Regions from separate parts of the Mus musculus genome. Here region 1 is linked to region 2. Evidence: chromatin contacts called from ENCODE Hi-C or POLR2A ChIA-PET data. All regions are on one chromosome and are shown on one strand. The core of a region is the stretch at or near the end of the contact, and the rest is flanking DNA. Distances in the headings are between cores, read along the strand shown. Region 1 holds the start of Igf2r (insulin-like growth factor 2 receptor). Region 2 overlaps Igf2r (insulin-like growth factor 2 receptor).

What was found. Hi-C counts contacts between places; a loop is a spot of excess contacts on that map. ChIA-PET counts read pairs that join two places held with the same protein, here RNA polymerase II (POLR2A).
Region 1: a map of gastrocnemius shows a loop between it and region 2 (4-fold over the local background). The contact joins the promoter of Igf2r here to the enhancer-like site in region 2. A Hi-C loop is called at or near these places in 6 of 37 maps with a recorded cell type or tissue (gastrocnemius and heart). POLR2A ChIA-PET finds 5 or more read pairs at or near these places in 1 of 5 experiments (Patski).

Annotation. Positions count from the first base shown.
Region 1 is chr17:12,768,409-12,772,326 of GRCm38, reverse strand. Igf2r (insulin-like growth factor 2 receptor) reads left to right here and starts at 2,621. Exons shown (of 48, transcript NM_010515.2): 1 at 2,621-2,927. The coding sequence starts at 2,794. The region is part of intron 1 of Airn (antisense Igf2r RNA); the gene reads right to left.
Region 2 is chr17:12,720,024-12,723,684 of GRCm38, reverse strand. Igf2r (insulin-like growth factor 2 receptor) reads left to right here. Exons shown (of 48, transcript NM_010515.2): 11 at 1,393-1,557. Among named protein-coding and RNA genes, the nearest start is that of Airn, 19 kb to the left of the region's middle. Within about 2 kb of position 2,027, at least 2 of the 3 ENCODE cell types and tissues checked have a DNase peak (open chromatin) inside an H3K27ac peak, as active enhancers do; they include gastrocnemius and heart, where a contact is called at or near this core.

The DNA of each region.
Region 1 (3,918 bases), core at 1,372-3,871, 48 kb before region 2:
TGTGTATGAGTGTTTATGTATACATGTGTGCCTGGTGCCCACAGAGGCCAGAAGAGGGCATTAGATACCCTGAACCTGAAGTTACAGGTGATCGTGAGCCACCTGCTGTGGGTACTGGGAACTGAACCTGGGTCCTCTGCAAGCCTAGGTGCTTTTCAACCACTAGCTCTCTCTCCAGCCCCCAAGTTTGTTTTATAAAACAGGGACAATAAAAGCACAACATACCCATACAGTAGAACAATGATAATAACATGCTAATAGGTTATTGAGACCTTGTGACTTAATAATTCTGGAACCTTTCGTTTAGTATGTTGAATATGCCCTGGTCTATGGTGAGAAAAGGGGACCAATGGTTAATCTATGGCACCCGAGCTTTTCATTGTCACGAGGTACTTTACAACTCTGTAAGTTGTAGAATACTGTTAGTAAAATATCCAATTGTTTGACTTGAGAAATTAAAGCTGTGTCTGAGTCAGATAAGTATTTGATTTTTAACCAACCCTTTATCTATTGGCTAATTTCTCTTCTGCATTCCCAACTTTCCGTTGTCTGTATTAGGGTTTGTTTGTTTGTTTGTTTTTAAATTCCCTTTGAGTCTGTTTTAACATGATCTCAGTTCTTACTTGAATAACGTAAGGGATATTTTTTTGACACATCAATTCTGTACCTGTGAGGTGGCTCTGTGCTTTAGAACTCCGCTTCACTGAATTTTTATGGCATCACTTCAAGAAGAGATAATGAAGTCTTTTTTTTTTTTCCCCTCCCCAAATTTGTGATACCAGCTGCCATGGAACACTCTGAGCAGAAGCAGCTTGGGGAGGAAAGGGTTACAATGGCTTACATGGCACGTCACAGTCCATCACTGAGAAGACAGGAACTCAGGGCAGGACTGGCTTACATTCCACGTCACAGTCCATCACTGAGAAAACTCAGGACAGGCACTCAGGGCAGGACTGAGACAGGAACTGAAACAGAGCCACTGAAGAATGCCGCTTACCAGCTTGCTCTTCCTAGCTTCTGCCCAGCTTGCTCGCTTACACAGTCCAGGATTCCCTGTCTAGGGGATGGTACTGCTCACAGTGGGCTGTACCCTTGTCGCTCAATTTTTGATCAAGAAAATGCTCCACAGACATGCCCATGGGGCCATCAACATGGAGACAACCTCAGACAGCTCTGGGCTGTGTCACATTGAGAGCTGAAGCTAACTAGGAGATGCCATCAGATCATGAATCAATGAATGGATTACTTCATTGATCAGGTCACAGTCTTCGTGATACAACCACCTCTCAATAATGCCATCACCTGGGGACACAAGACTTCACCAAAGGCTTGGTTTATGGGGTGCTCCATTTCCAAAGCCATCCAAAGAAAATGTATTTTGGGGATGATACTTTGAGTGGAAGTTTACATTCTGGTTCACAGCTAACTCTTCATTTAGCGGTTTTCTCACTGACAACACTTGCCTGCATTAGTTCTAACACTAGAGAGGACAAACATGAACTCCAGCTTCTATCAAGGGACTACTCCTGTACCCCTGACCCTCAAATGGTCCTTCTTCATCAGGAACAGGCCATCCTCTTCCATCCAGCAGGCAGCTCCTGGAGGGATGCACGTGGAGTGAAGGAATGGAATATCTGCCTAGCTAGTAAGATCAGTTGACCAATCCTGGTGTCACAGCCAGATTGTCTTCCTGCCCAGTGACCTCTTCTTGGTTTCTTGGTAATAACAGCGGACCTGGCCACATTCAGCCAGCCTGGCTGGCCAGCAAACATCGGAGATGCCCTCGTCTCTGCCTCCCCACCAAAGTTCCAGGGGTTGGGTGCTGGGGCTTGAGCTCAGACCCGCAGGCACATTACAGTCTGAGCCATTTCCTAAGGCTCATTTACTGTACTTTCACTAGGTTACCGCCTTATGTAATATGGATGCTGCATATTATCTTTACAGAATAATAAAACTTTGTAACAGAGGTGGTGGTACACGCTTCTAAACCTAGAACTCGGTAGGCTTAAGTAGAGGGATCTGAACTCCAGTATAGCCTGAGCTACATAGTAAGCAATCTCACGCTAAAAGTTTTTTTTTGTTTGTCATTTGCTTGTTACATTTTGGTTTCTCTGCACACTGCATATTAGTCCACCAGTCACCTAACTTGCTGTAGAAAGCCCTGCTTGGGAAGTCACATTTCCACAGAGCTGCTGTGAGGCTCTCCGGGGCATGAGTCGGAAACTCCCACGCGGGATTCTAGAAAGACTGACCTCTTAACCCTGCATCCACTTGCAACACTAAACATCAACCTGGGCTTTTCCACCTAACTCCATCTCGGCCACCGTACTGGTCTCGGTTGAAGAAGAGAGAGTTAGGAAGCGCTCAAGCGCAGACGCAACCTGGGTGCTGGACGGGGAAACTGAGGTCTGGCTCTGAGGCGTCACCCCTCGCCGCGCGTGAGCAACCCTGGGGTTGTCAGGCCTCGAGTAGGTACCTGGCGCTCGTGCCCGGCCCGCAACACTTCCTGTCCCGCGCGCGTGCGATGCTCATGTGACCCGGGACTGGGCGGAGAGCACCTGAACGAGGACGTCACGTGAGCAGGAGGCGGGGCGGGGGCGGGCCGACTCAGGTCACGTGACGCTCCGGGGACGGCCACGGAGCGCCTCCTCGTCGCACTCCCCCCTGGCTCCAGTTCTCTCTCCTCTTTCTCCCTCCAGCTCCCGTTGCAGCTTCGACTCCGCTGTGGTGGCGCGACCGTGTCCCAGGCGCGGCTCCAAACGGCCAGCCGCCGTGAGCCCCACGCCACACGCGATGCGGGCCGTTCAGCTGGGACCGGTGCCCTCCGGGCCGCGCGTCGCGCTCCTGCCGCCGCTCCTGCTGCTGCTGCTCCTGGCGGCCGCGGGCTCCGCGCAGGCCCAGGCCGTCGACTTGGACGCCCTGTGCAGGTGGGTGTCTTGCGTGGCGGGCGCGGAGCCCCGAGGACACGCAGACCTCCGCCCCGCCCCGCCCCCGCGGGAAAGTTGCCCGCGTGGTGGCCGCGGCGGCGCAGGAGGACGCGCCGCCGTGGCACTGGCCCCCGGAGCCCCCCGTGCCCGGCCACTTGTGGCTGTCATAAGTCGGGCGGCTTTGTGCGACTCCCGGGGCCCGGTGTGTCCGTCGGAAGTTGCAGGGGGCAGAGCTAAGGCTGGGCTTTTGTCCCGCTGCACGTTTCCATTGAAGTTCCAGCCGTGGGGCTTCGGAGGCGTCCCCTCTAGTGTGCAGTCTCCAGGGAGTGCGAACCCACGCGATGCTCTTGGAGTTGGGTAGTGGTGGTTTCAACTGCAGATTGACCCCTTCTGTGGCAACTCTCAGTTTTCCTTATTTAAAGTAGCCATTTGTCAGTGGTTGAAGCTTTTTCTTCTTTTGACAAGGGTTGAGAGGTGGTCATCTCTGTAGGCTTTCAAGACTTTACCCTTCACGTCTCTCAGTTAGCTTCCTGTGTGGTTGCTCACATGATGTCATTGTCTCCAGAGTAGATTATTCTAGTGGAGTCTTCTGCTCTGGGATCCAAGGTTGTATAATTTCCAGTCCTGTCGAAGTTTGTTGGTGTTGGACACAGACTTGTGGGCCTAGGGAACTTCCAATACCATTAGTTTGGAGACAGGCCTCCTCTGGGCTCTTTAGGGTGAAGGGAAACCAAATCTTTTCTTGTTTTAAAAACTTTGATAAGAAGGAAGCGGGAAGAGAATCTTGAAGCCAGCTTTACCCTTGACTTTCAAAAGTGACTCAGAATGAGACGGGGCTGAGCCAAACTTGATGTTTCTAATGGTAGTCCAGGCTCTTTAGTCCTTTGTATCAGAGAGTTTTGTTCTCTCACCTGGAGTTAATAATTTGTAGGACTTGTTAGTGTAAGAATGAGCTGACCAGAATTCTATTTCTCATTTTGGAGAGTATTTG
Region 2 (3,661 bases), core at 778-3,277:
TCCTGTAGTCTTGCTCAGGGCTTTTACTAAAGCTTGAGCTGAGGGCTCGTTTTGGGACGCTGGGAAGGTGGATTGATAAACCAGGAGAGGACAGGTCAGAGGATAGAAGATTGATAGACTTATTTATTGTTGAGACCATGACAACGTGGAACTAAAGTCCACTGAGTTAAGATTGGAATTTAATGCAAAAGCCTTTTGTTTTTCATCTTAACTTTTTATTACAAAAGTTTTCAGATATGCAAGTAGGAAGAACATTATAATGAAGTTTATACAGTTGTCTCTATAACCGTGGTTCTCAACCTGTGTGTCATGACCCTTTCACAAGCGTCACACATCAGTACCCTGCAGAGCAGATATTTACATTACAGTCATAACAGCAGCAAAATTACAGTTACAAAGTAGCAACGGAATAATTTTATGGTTGGGGTCAGAACATGAGGAACTGTATTAAGGAGTAACAGCATTAGGAAGGTTGAGAACCATGGCTCTAAAACAATCATTAATGTTTTTCCACATTTGTTTTGCTTTAACTGTTACTGTCTGGCTCATATTCCACTTGGGATGAGTTTGCTTTTGGTCGTCCAATCCTAGTGATTTAGTTCAAGACTTTATAGAAATTACACTTGAGAACTCATTTGCTTTTGGCTATAAAACCTAATTTCCCCTTTCCTTAGAACATGAAACTGCTCAGACACACCTCAAAGATACAGGCAGACACATGGGAGGTGCAGCCGGCCGGGATTATGAAACCACCAACGGTGGAAAAAAGGGCAGCTTTGTGCCAGTGGCCGCCGCTGGGAAAGGCCGAGGGATAGGGTTTCCAGAGGGAGGGCAGTTCTTTGCCCAATCCTAGGCCAGGGAGAAGTGGCCTGCGAGGAGCAGAGCCATCGTGCTGTTCTGGGTAGTGCATGGGGCCTCTGTGGGTGGAGGAGGATGTGGTGTTGACTCTAGTAGGGCCTTACAGACACATACACTGAAAGGTGTTGGTGCAGCCAGCATTGGGAATGTGCCCCTACCCTTGTGGAGGAATGTGAGGTCCTGCCTTCCTCTAGCTGAACAAGGAACTGCTCTGTGCTTTTGCCTCTGTTTGCCTTTCTGGATAGGTGTTGGAGAGACATCAGGTCTTGCTCACTCACTAGTCTGTGTTCTTGGAACTTGGGTTCCGGGGCCTGTACTCTTCTCTTTGTACTCTGGTGAGTTCTTTGCCATGTGACTGCAGCCTGGAGCAGCCAAACATCGACTGTGGTCCATGGCCCTCATTAATTCTCTCTCCACCTCCTCCCTGAGATACGGAGTACCACTGCACTAAGATGGTCTCTGGACAGCTAGGTGATTCCTGGGTGTGGGTCATGTCACCAAATTGTGTGCTTTCCTGTGGCTTTGCATGTCTAGGTAAGGATGGGAGAGGAGAGCCTGTGTTCACAGGTGAGGTGGACTGCACCTACTTCTTCACATGGGACACTAAATACGCCTGCATCAAAGAGAAGGAAGACCTCCTCTGCGGGGCCATCAATGGCAAGAAACGCTATGACCTGTCTGTGTTGGCTCGTCACTCAGGTATTGCTTGCCTTTCCGAGGACAGCAGTCACCGTGTTCACAGGAGATGACCCCAATGGTTTGGGGAAACATTTTTTAATTGCCAGTTGAGTCATGACCCCCATTCCCGTCTAGCCACAGTACAAAATATAAGGAACACTAGTTAGGAGGTGAACTACTTGCATCTGAACCTCACTTTTTCTAGTTGAGTTGTCTTGGCTCACCTTACTGGTTCAGTTAGAATGTCCAGGACCTGCTATGACAGGTATTGTGCACTGTGCTTAGAGACAGTTTCTCCAGCAACTTTTTTGGGTAGTGACTGAGGAGGTTGGTGGAGCTTCTGTCCTTTCATATGGCTGCCTCTTTACTGCCACTGAAAGCGGGTCAGCATGCCTCTGATCTATAGTCCTGGGAGGGTTGTCCAGCATGGATGACATGGTGAATCAGTGTGTCAGTGACAAGGTTCATTGCAGAAACTGGCAGAGCCTGTGTTATGTTGAAGGTGCTGGGTAACTGACTACCACTGAGAGCCCACATGCTACACCTCAGAAATGAGTGGCATCTTGCCGAAAATCAATGAGGTAGATGAGAGTAGGCTTATAGGAGCCTTACATCCCCTAAGACAGAGTGACTTGCATCAGTACCAGTTGTAACTGTCTGTTCTATTGTCTTTGGAGGCTTATCTGAAAAGTACTGTTGGAGGAATATCTCCTGTATGTCCGGTTTAAGATCAGGGTCCACAGTAAATGATTTGTGTTAGCTGATTGCTTTAACAGTAAGACATCTTTATGGTTTACGAGTTAAGCATCCTGGAAACTGTAGAAACACAGGAAATTTCTGTAGGAGTTAAAATAGCTTCAGGAAGCTGGGACTGAATCTTGTGTATGTGTGCTAATGAAAGGTTGGGTTTCTACAATGTGGAAGACGTTCTAATCTCTGAACTAGAACTCTGCCAAGACATGTGTAGCTCTAGCCAATGTGGACTTTAGAAAGCTCTCTAGTCCCTAGAAAAGAGCAGGACCATGGTGGGAGGACTCTAGTGAGCACCGCTCCTCCCTTCAGCTCATGTGTGTAGCTGAGTTGTACACAGCAACACAGCATTTTCTGTTTTTTGATTTTGTTGTGTTTTGTTTTTAAAGTAAAAGGGGGTGCATTACTTCCAGTTTAAGAAGGGATATAGTCTATCACAGCGAGGAAGGCCTGGCAATAAGGAGTGCAAATGGCTGATCACATTGCAACTCCCATTAGGAAGCAGAGAGAGAAACACTTTTTGTTTTTTAAGTTTTAAGTGTCTGTGTTACAAGACATAAACTGGGATCTTGAGAGGTGATACAGAGGCACATTAATGCCCTTAGCAGACTATGCTATAGTCTGGCTTTTGAGGAATCTGGAGTGTTTCTGTAGCATTTGCATCCAGAGAGCCCAGAAGATGCTGTGAGCTGAATGTTCCGAAAGTCCCACCCTGGAGATTGCAGCACACACCCCCTCCAGCCAATGCCCAGTGCTTTTGGGGAAACTTGGGCACACATGCTGTCTCTCAGAGTGTGTCTGCAGGCTCTGTGTGGACTTGAGAACCTAGCTCTCCAAAAACATTGGCAAGCTGTGGGATTTTACTTCTGGTTACCAACTTCCCAAAGGATCATTTCAGACAAGAATGTGTGCCAGCTCTGGGTGTCCTTCAGGGCAGTGTCTGAAGTGATAGGCACATTCTCATGACTACTCTTTTCTTTGCCTGATAGATACCCTTAATACCCAGTGGTGGTTCCCTTGACACAAACACACACACACACACACACACACACACACTCACACACACTCACTCACTCCACCCACTCACTCTCTACCCATTAGGATCCATCCTTACCTTCTGTGAGCCAGACCTTCCACCCTGCTCCCAGTCATCCTGTGTAGAAGAGGTAGACACTCTCTTAGCTGCACAGGCCCTTGTGGGATCTGAAGCTTAGCATGTGACCTGTGCCCCTTCACTAGGCTCAGGACAGCAACTGACTTTCTCATGTAGTTCAGAAAACATTGTGGGGAATGGTCTGTTCCTGACACAGTCAGTGAGGAAGTGGAGACGCCATGACTGTCTGTGGAGTACTAGAGATTGTCTGACCTTGGCTTA